Linked DNA regions of Homo sapiens: region 1 is linked to region 2. Evidence: chromatin contacts called from ENCODE Hi-C data. All regions are on one chromosome and are shown on one strand. Each heading gives the region's core, a stretch centred on a gene start or an enhancer-like site at or near the end of the contact. The rest is flanking DNA. Distances are from core to core; before and after follow the strand shown. Region 1 holds the start of SEC61G (SEC61 translocon subunit gamma). Region 2 holds the start of C7orf57 (chromosome 7 open reading frame 57).

Region 1 (4,908 bases), core at 600-3,099, 6.7 Mb after region 2:
AAGCTGTCGCGCAGGATCAATCAATAAAAATGTTGATCAAAGTAATGCAAGGGCTATTAATCAAGATGTTAATCAAACAAAAGGCTTAGAAAATGCAAAGATTTAATTTTTTCTCTCATAGTCAAGCAATTACCTTTTCTATCAGGTTTAGTGCATCTTTTAACCAGCCGAATGGAGTCCTTTACAAACTGCCGACTTGGCTCAACAAACTGCATTACCTGATCCATGACTGCCTGTTTAAAACAAAAAAGATACTCACTGGTATTGGTTCTCATACAATAAGCACTTGCTCATTTATATAAAGATGTAAATGAGACCAGCCACTGAATTCACGTCTAACATGGGTCAATTCCACCTCCTAAAATAAAACAAAAAACAAACTCCAAAGCCTAAATTGATATTATTTTTGGAAATTTCAGTTAATTATCAAAGGCAATAAGAAAAGCACAGATCTTACTCATGATATCTTCACTGACAAAGAACAGCACACGCAATATAAAAAGCCTATCTCTATTAAAAGGTTAAAAAAGGTTACGCAATTGGTAACACATCCATTCCTTTTCTCACTCTGCAGTCCCATCCATTTCTCATTCTACAGTCCCCTCACCGCTCCTAAGGAACCATCAGTGTTGAGATCCAACAATTACTTTCCATATTTTATTTTAAACTACGCAGAAGCCAGTGTCTTGTACAGTGAATGCCAACTACGGTGCTGCAAGAGCCTAGAATAGAGGCAAACGTGAATTTCAACCTTGATTTTTCTAAAACGTGCCAATACAACATACTTTTCTAAAGTATAAAGAATGGCTAAAGGAAGACGCAAATTCTGAGAAGCTACTAGCTAAATTTCAAACTTTTCGATTTGAACACATCTTTTAAGGAAACAGGGCTATATATTTTACCATACAGGTTCTTTTGAGGAATCTATTACCCAATAGAAATGTTATCCGATCTTAGCTTTGAGAGCCACTGCTATAGTAAGTAAAGCAGCCAGGGTGTTATTTGTATTTTCCTCCATTTCCAGTACTCAGAACAGTGGCCAGGTGGTAGTTCAAATCACTGGCTATGGAATGTAAACCTCTGTAAGCCCCAGTTGCCTTCCTTAGTGTAGGGTGTGGACAACGAAATGAAATAATGTCAATGAAACACCAGGAATTCTGCAACGTTCTGGGGGCAAAAACACAGTAATGTCTGTTTTCTCAGTATTTCACTCAACTTTGCTCTTGAAATCCAAAGGGCTTAAACTTTTTGTAATCATAGTTGTCACGAAGGAAGCTAAGAATTCTTTATCCAGAAAAACGCACGCTACACACAATACCGCACTCAATGTCAGGGGTAGAGATCCAAAAACCAACTATGATCTCTCGAACTAGACTCTAGACCAATGCTCTCACTTTAAACCACGGAAGCGGCGGCAGGACCAGAGCTGAGTACAGCTCTTCCCAGACAGGACTCCACAACAGCACACAGAGCCAACCCCGAAGGGATCGGGCAGCAGGACATCATCTTTGGCTGCAGCACAGAAGACGCCGGGGCAGGACGCTAAGCCCTGGAGCCCCGCGGGCCGGCCACCCAGCTCGCCGGGAGTCCGCGGCCCTGGGTCTGCCTTCCGCCAGAGGCCGAGTTGGTGGGATGTCGGCGGCCAGACCCCGGCCCTGAGCCAGGGGACCACTTACCGCCCGCCCCGCGACGGCCGCCCGGGGAGACACGCCGGCTCGCCCACGCCCGCTGCCCCCAAGAGTCGCAAAGGTGTGGCCGCCCCGTTCGCCCGTACCGACCGGTGGGAAGAAACTCACCTACCCAACCGACACCTAAAATGCCAGGGACACGTAGCACTGGAGCTTGCTGATGGAGGCCCACCGGAACCGGAATCCGGGTTTCTGCCAACAGCCCGCCCACTCCTCCGTCCTATTGGTTCCTTACGCGAAACCTCAGTGCGCAAGCGCAGCGCGACGTGCGCCCGGCCACGCTTCCTGGAAGAGATGCATTGCGGAGCTCGCTAGTTGGGGCGTTGGCCTTCCTTAGGAGTGTGAGTCTAGCGTTATCCCTTTTTTCCGGCTGGATCCCGGGTTACCCCACCAGCCCGACCTCAACCCACTCACGTCCACAGCACGAGCCCCAGCGGCCTTGCGCGGTGCTTGCTCTCTAGTAGCGGCTGACTAGGTAAATCCTAAGTTGTGGTTTTTTTTCCTGCGGTCCAGCTTGATGTGTGTCCTTACGGTACATACTTTTTGTATGTATATAATGTTGGTCGAAATGAAGCTTATGAGCAATATAATGTTATGGCCTAATTCAAAATAGTATCCCCACCCCAAACTTTGACTTTGGCTGTCATTCACGGTAATGAATGCCGCTGTAATTGAGGCCTTTGTCAAACGCTAGGTTTGGTTACGGGAGTGGTCATAATGTACACACAGCTCCCCACTTACCCACAAGGATGCATTCCAGGAACCCCCCGCCGGATGGCTGAAACCGTCAGTAGAGACGGGGTTTCACCATATTGGCCAGGCTGGTCTTGAACTCCTGACCTCGCGATCCACCCGCCTCGGCCTCCCAAAGTGCTGGGATTACAGACGTGAGCCACCGCGCCCGGCCATGTTTCCTTTTAGCAATGGAGCATAACGGGATCTGAGGAACAATATAACTCAGGAAGAGCTGATGGAACATTAAGACGTGTTACAACTCTCAGTGCTTCTTAAACTTCTTCAGTAACTGAAATCTCCTGTTAAGTTTTTTAGTAAATGAAATTTGTAACCCCAGAACCTCCAGATATTGATTCAGTGGGTCAGGGTTAGAGGTCACACACCTCCGTATATCTGACTGTAGGTGGTCCATACACACTACACATACCTTGCCTTAGCTTTAAGAGTCACTTTTAAATTCTGAACAGACTGAGATGCGTTTGACTAGTTCTTCATCCCTGGGACTTCAGCCCATGTGTCATCTCCTTAGAGGCCTATAGTGACCATCTAAGGCAATCCTGTCTATCTCATGCTCTTTTTTCCTTTTTCACAATACCTTCTTCATTTGCTGCATAGCATTTGTATTAACATTTATTTATTTATTCCTCGGTCTGTCTCCCTACACTGTAAATCCCCTTACTAGACCATAAGCTCCAAGTGGGTATAATATAGCATCTAGTAAAGTGCTAAACACAGTAAATGCTCAATAAATAATTTTCAAAAAAATAATTCATTCCAAAAAAACATAAAATCACATGTTGGCAAGTTCACCCCAACCACCAAATGTCTGAGTTGACAGTATTTTCAGCAAAACACAGAAAATCAAGTAACACATACAGTGGTTCCCCTTATCCAAGAAAATCTGGTTCAAAAAGAGATGTGTACCAGAAGGTAATCTGGGAGAGGCCACATTCAAATAACTTTCATTACAGTGTATTGTTATAATTGTCTACTCACCTGATTTCGGGAGTTTGAGACCAGCCAGACCAACGTGGAGAAACCCCGTCTCCACTAAAAATACAAAAATTAGTCTGGAATGGTGTCGCATGCCTGTAACCCTAGCTACTCAGGAGGCTGAGGCAAGAGAATCCCTTGAACCCGGGAGGTGGAGGTTGCAGTGAGCTGAGGTCACACGACTGCACTCCAGCCTGGGCAACAGAGCAAGACTCCGTCTGTAAAAAAAAAAAAAAAAAAAAACAGGCTGATAACAGCAAATCTGTGCAAAAATACGTAACAATCAGAACTCTAGAACTCTAATTCCTGGTTACTAGGAGTGTAAAATGGCATAACCCTTTTGGGAAAAGTTTAGTAGTTTATCATAATATGAAGCATATATACACCACCTATGGCTCCACAATTCCAATTCCAGGTACTTATTGAAGATATATGAAACTAAATTCACAGAAAGACTTGTACAGGAATGTTCGTAGTAACTTTATTGATAACAGAACTAAAAGCAACAGGGTACCATCAATAGAATGAATAAACATACAGGTATAGTCCCACAACAGAATAGTACTCCATAGCTAAGGAAAGAAAACTCTCTGCCACAACATTGATGAATGACAAACATGGTGAGTGAAACAAGCCTACGCTAAAGAAGGCACAGTGTGCAGTTCCATTTGCAAGAAATTTTAGACAAAGCAAAAATAATGAATGGTGGAAAAAATCAGAACAGTGTTTGCCCGGGGCTACATATTGAGAAGGCGGGTGAGGGAACTGGGGAGTGAATGTAATGCTCTGTAATTTAACAGGTCTTAGGGTTTCACAGGGGTCTTAGTCAACGTGGGCAGCTATAACAGAGTATCATAGAGTGGTGGCTTACACAACAAACATTTATTTCTCACAGTTCTGGAGACTGGAAGTCAGAGATAATGGTCAGGTTCTTGTGAAGGCTTTTACTGGTTTATAGATAGCTACTTTCTCATTGCATTCTCACATTGCGGGAGATGGAGGAAGAGAGAAAGAAAGGACCAGCTCTCCTCCTGGTCGTAAGAACACTAATCCCAACATGGGGCTTCAGCCTCCTGACCTAATTACCTCCCAGAAGCCCCTCATCCAAATGCCATCACATTTGGGCTTCCACATATGAATTTGGAGGCGCACAAACATTCCATCCATAGCAGCAGGTCTGTGCCTTTTTCCTCAAAAAAAAAAAAAAAAAAAAAAAACCTCAACAAGTATTGAGCTCTAGTTAATTATACAATTGTCGATGCATTTAGGAGGGAAATGTACAGGTATCTACAACTTATTTTGATTTTAAAAAGGGCAGGTTCATGGTTAGAGGAATAAACTGGTGATAATGCAAATACAACAAAATGTTAAATGTAGACTTAGTTGTGGTGTAAGATGTTCATTGAATAATTCTTTCAATTTTTCTGTATGTTTAAAAATGTTTATAAGATGGAAAAAAGTCAATATATAGATCACCAAATCAAGTTTTAAA
Region 2 (4,942 bases), core at 2,061-4,560:
ATGTATTGAGGGAGTAGATAGATCTCAAGTGTTCTTACCCCACATACGCATACACAAAGGTAACTAAGTGAGATGATGAATATGTCAATTAGCTTGATTGTAGTAATTATTTCACAACGTACATGTGTATAAAACCAACATGTACAACTGAAACATAGAAGTTTTGTTTGTTAATTATATCTCAATAAAGTTGGAAAAAATCCAAAATGTGTCTTTAAAAATTTCAACCAAAGAAAAAGGCCATTATTTTAACATGCAGAGCACTGCAGAGTCAAAGAAATCCAGTCTCTCTCCTGTGTGAAGAGAAGATGATCTTGTTTCTCCAATGAGGCTGAAAACCCAAACTGCTATAACATTGAAATACATAAATATATATCAAAAAAGGAAACCTTGTCTTTAAATTACTCAGATTATCAGAAAAAAGCACAAAATGTAAAAGCCCCTCCAGTTGGTGGAACCCTGGTGAGACTATGTTGTATGTTCTAGAGGGAAAGACTGAGCTCACAGAGGTGAAGGTTGGAGAGGGGAATTATACAAGGGCTTTCAGCTGCTTGAGATTGGAACAGACAGTAACAAGGCAGGGCAAAAGTGGGAGAGATGGAAAAGCACAAATGGAGGATGTGTCCTGAAAGTTTAAATAAACTAGCTTCAGCCAACAACATGGGTAAACCAACAGAGACCAGGCAGGAAGGAAGGGCCAGAGGGCTTTGAAAAATCAGAATTTGTACTCAAATACATTTTTCCTCTTCTCAAAATGCTCATAAGCAGGAGATTATCTGCATATCTACAAGTAAAGTGAAAAAATTAGGCATAAAGTGAAAATATATGTCAGAGAATGTTGGATCTTTCTAAATACTGAGGCCGATTATGTGGTAGAAAGATGATTATGTCATAAAGTATAGAAAATAAAAACATTGAGATATTCTTATTATAAATAAATTATTCTTGTATCATGTTTTAATTTCCATGGCATCATTACCTACATTCTTGTCTGATCTGGTTTGCAAATATTTGTAATTTCAATCACACTGCAAAAGTCAAAAGTTGGCTAGGTGTGGTGGCTCATGCCTAGAGCCCCAGTGCTTTGGGAGGCTGAGGCAGGAACATTCCTTGAGGCCAGGAGTTGGAGACCAGCCTGGGCAACATAGCAAGACCATTGTCTCTAAAAAAAATTTAAAAATTAGCTAGATGTGGTGCTGTGGGCCTGGACTCCTAATTACTCAGGAAGCTAAGGTGGGAGGATCTCCTGAGCTTAAGAGTTCAAAGCTTCGCTGAGCCATGATCACACTAATGCCTTTCAGCCTGGATGACAGAGCAATATCCTGTCTCAAAAAAAATAAAATAAAAATAAAATAAAAAGTTTCTTCTAAGGAATGATAACACTTCATTATCACTGAACTTATGATTTCAGCCAGTCAAGAAGGTTATCAACTTGGATGAATGCTGTACTTTTTTGTTAATCCAATGGAGAATAGAGATGCTCTTTGGTCATGACAGCTCCAGTTATTATGATCAATTAAAAAAAAAAGAATAACCTTCTTGACTAGGCACGGTGGCCCATGCCTGTAATCCCAGCACTTTGTGAGGCCGAGGCAGGTGGATCACGAGGTCAGGAGTATGAGACCAGCCTGGCCAACATGGCAAAACCCCATGTGTACTAAAAATACAAAAATTAGCCAGGCGTGGTAGCACGTGCCTGTAATCCCAGCTACACCGGAGGCTGAGACAGGAGAATTGCTTGAACCCAGGAGGTGGAGGTGGCAGTGAGCCAAGATCACCCCACTGCACTCCAGCCTGGGCGACAGAGCAAGAGCAAGGCTCTGTCTCTAAATAAATAAATAAACTTCTCTTGACCATACAATCCCGTAGCTAGAGGATGCTGTGACTTGCACAAACAAAAGCATTTGTCATGCTTGGCAATAACCTAAGAGCGTGTATATGCAGTGGAACAAACATTTGACATTGCAGTATGAAGTCTTGATTACTCATGACTGGACCACTGAAGATGCTTAGAATTCATTATGATATTATATTAGAGCAGGATAAACCACAGAATTAGAGTTAATTCCTGCACAAAAACTATCTTCTCTTTAACCAATTCTGATATTACCTGTCTCCTGCTAGATTTCTAAGGCTATACTCGTGTAACAGAAACAGACTCATGTTCAGTTCAAGTTGTCAAATACCCACCATTATGAAAAGTCTTGATTTAAAAAAAAATTTTCAACAAGAGAAAACCAAGGCTGCTAACTGTTGCTGCAGTCGTTGGAACAACAGGATTTCTTTGAATGTTCTCTGTATCAACTTATCCCCTCAAACTCTCACAAGCGGTTACCACCGGGTAAGTAGCCCTTATTATTTTTGCCAGGGTTGTATAGGGCTTTCTGGGTATCAAAAGTGTCTCCTACTGAACTGCGCCATAGCTGTTGGTGTCTATTGGCCTCACCAAGCATATGCCAGATAGATAATCTTCATTCCCATGAAGCACCATTGGTAATATACTCATTGTACTTTCTGTAGATCTCAAAATCCAGGCAGGCAACAAGTTTACACTTAAGCCAAGTGTTTGGAGTTCTAAACGCGATTCCATATAAATATGGTTAAGAGCTTTAAAAAAAGTCTCTCAACTTATAAAACAGAAATATTCTCAAAAAATAAGATATAAGGAAGAATGTTCACATGATAATTTTATTATCGACACACAATTTCCAAATACTTATTAGTCTTGAAAAAAATGCATTAGATGAGAAATTTGCAAGCAAATTTGTCTAAAATTAAGGATTCCTTTACTAAGTGAATCATTACTCCTGCATCTCATTAGTAAATTCTTTTTATGTTTTATTTTTGTATACTGGTGGGGTGTTTTGTTTTGTTGTGTTTTTAGGGTGAGACAGTTATACTTATTTGGAAAACGTGATGCATGTCCCCAATTTTTCTGGACCGCTCTACAGTAACTGTGGTTCCCAGCCAGAGCGGCATGAGGAGGACTGAGGCCTGACTCTCTTCCTGCGTCCACGTCCCCACGTCCCCACGCCCCCACACCCCTGCAACAGTAAGGCCCTGCTCCCACCCCCGCTGCGTCCCGCCCGGTTCCCCGTGGCATCGCTGCGCTGCCCTGCCCTGGTCCGGCTCTGGGCTACGGGCAGTTGACAGGCGGCGCCCGCGCTCCGCTTCCTGCCCTGATTGGCCCACCGCTCCCCCTCAGGCTTCCCCTATTGGCTGACAGTGCTCCAGCCGCGCCCGCCGGTTGGCCGTTCAGCCGTTGCCCTGGCGACGCCGATGTTGTGGTTCCGCGGCGCGCTGGGAGTTTGGGTTTGGTTGGCTGCAGCCAGCCAGCCGTGTAAAAACTCCAACGCCGGGCGCCGCGGGCAGCACCCACGGAGACCCGCGGGGAGCTGGTGAGCCTGAGCGGGCTGGAGGACAATGGGGGCGCCCACTGTGGTCCCGGGCCTTGTCCACTGTGCGGAGCTCGCAGTGCGGGCAGTGCGCGCCGGGGCTGGAGGGAGGGGACCACCTTGTCGCCGGGTTGGGATGAGCACAGGGCGGGATCTCCAAGCCTGCCCAAGTCCCGCGGCCCCTTGGTTACCTGTTGCTTATCCTCTCTGTACTTGCTGTGTCCCTGGCGTGGACGTGCCTGTACTGGATACCCGGCGTGACGTGCCCCCTCTGTGTGCCCCGCACGCACGTGTCTCTGCTGAATACCCCGCGTGAATGTGCCCCTGCTGTGTACCCGGAGTGCGTACGTCCCTGCTGTGTACCCTGTGTGGACGTGCCCTGCTGTCTACCCGGCGTGCGTGTGTTCCTGCTGTATACCGGCGTGATGTGCTCCCTTCTGTTTACCTGGCGTGGACATGCCCCCTGCTGTATACCCTGCATGGAAGTGCCAGCGCTAGGCGATCGTAAGGCGCCTGCAGGCGTGTCAGGGCGAGGCGTACAGACCGACCCAGAGCGGGCGCGCGGATTTTGCTTTTGCAGCTGCAGCTCCTGGCAACTGGTCAAGCAGGCAGCGTCCAGCGCACCCGCGAACACCAGGTCCGGCAGCATCTGTCTTTTCCCGCAGCGTGCAGCGCCTGACCATGAGGAACACAAGCAAGGAACTTCAGGGCGCCACGCACCGCTACGCTCCCTGCGGTGAGTGCGCCCTGAGCGCGTCCCGGCCAGAAAGAGCTGGGTGCGTGCACTCTGCTTGCTAGACACGCTGTGGACCCAACGTCCTCTATGTGGGCTGGAGGGGGGTGTGAACGATGGAGGACCAAGTGATAAAACTAACAAGTCAAAGAAAGCCACAAACTGCTCCTGTGCCTGAGTGTGAAATCAAGACTTAAATATGAGTGGGGGGAGTCTTGTTTTTCTTTATTTTCAACAAGAGAGAACCAAGGCTACCTATCTTGGTTCAATCTGGAGCAACAGGATCCCTTGGAAATTTTCTTTGTCATAGTTCAACCCTATACAATTCTCACAACTGCGTTCCTGAATGTTGACCTGGGAAGTTTCTTCTCTAGCAGAATCCCCTAGGAATTTCACTGAATCCCTAGCCCTTGCTCCTACTTTAGACCCCAAGCAAGTTAAATATACATTCTGGGTTTAGTGTCTGGATACAGGAAAAGGAATTCAGTGAGGTTCATGTCTTCTTATGTGCCAGGGTTTGAAGTGGAGGAGAGGGGAAGGAAGAAGAAGTCTTGAGATGCTGTCTTCTGGGTTTTTTTTTTTTCCTTTTGCTATTGCTTTTTTATTTGTGAAAGGCTGTAGGAGGGTAGAGAAGAGGGTCCTGGGGATCAGCTGGGACAGCTGAGTTGCAGCTGGTCGGCACCCTGGAGCCAGCACATTTGCTCAGAAGTGAACCAAATGTGACCCTTCTTCATACTCTAAACATGCTGCTAGCCCAGAGCTCTACCTTGTGACCACTATTGAAGATAGTGTGGCCATGCTGGGGATTGGAAAG

What was found. A loop is a pair of places that touch in the nucleus more often than their neighbours do. Pooled maps may share reads with other maps.
Region 1: a loop to region 2 is called in a pooled map, with 7 times the contacts of the local background. The contact joins the promoter of SEC61G here to the promoter of C7orf57 in region 2. A Hi-C loop is called at or near these places in 3 of 50 pooled maps.

Annotation. Positions count from the first base shown.
Region 1 is chr7:54,757,362-54,762,269 of GRCh38, forward strand. SEC61G (SEC61 translocon subunit gamma) reads right to left here and starts at 1,850. Exons shown (of 4, transcript NM_014302.4): 1 at 1,797-1,850; 2 at 134-233. The coding sequence starts at 227. It overlaps SEC61G-DT (SEC61G divergent transcript), which reads left to right and starts at 1,952. Exons shown (of 3, transcript NR_110040.1): 1 at 1,952-2,163. RefSeq lists a silencer at 1,500-1,819 and an enhancer at 2,053-2,988.
Region 2 is chr7:48,032,233-48,037,174 of GRCh38, forward strand. C7orf57 (chromosome 7 open reading frame 57) reads left to right here and starts at 3,311. Exons shown (of 9, transcript NM_001100159.3): 1 at 3,311-3,398; 2 at 3,976-4,131. The coding sequence starts at 4,077. It also overlaps a transcript of SUN3 not described here. RefSeq lists a silencer at 3,190-3,469.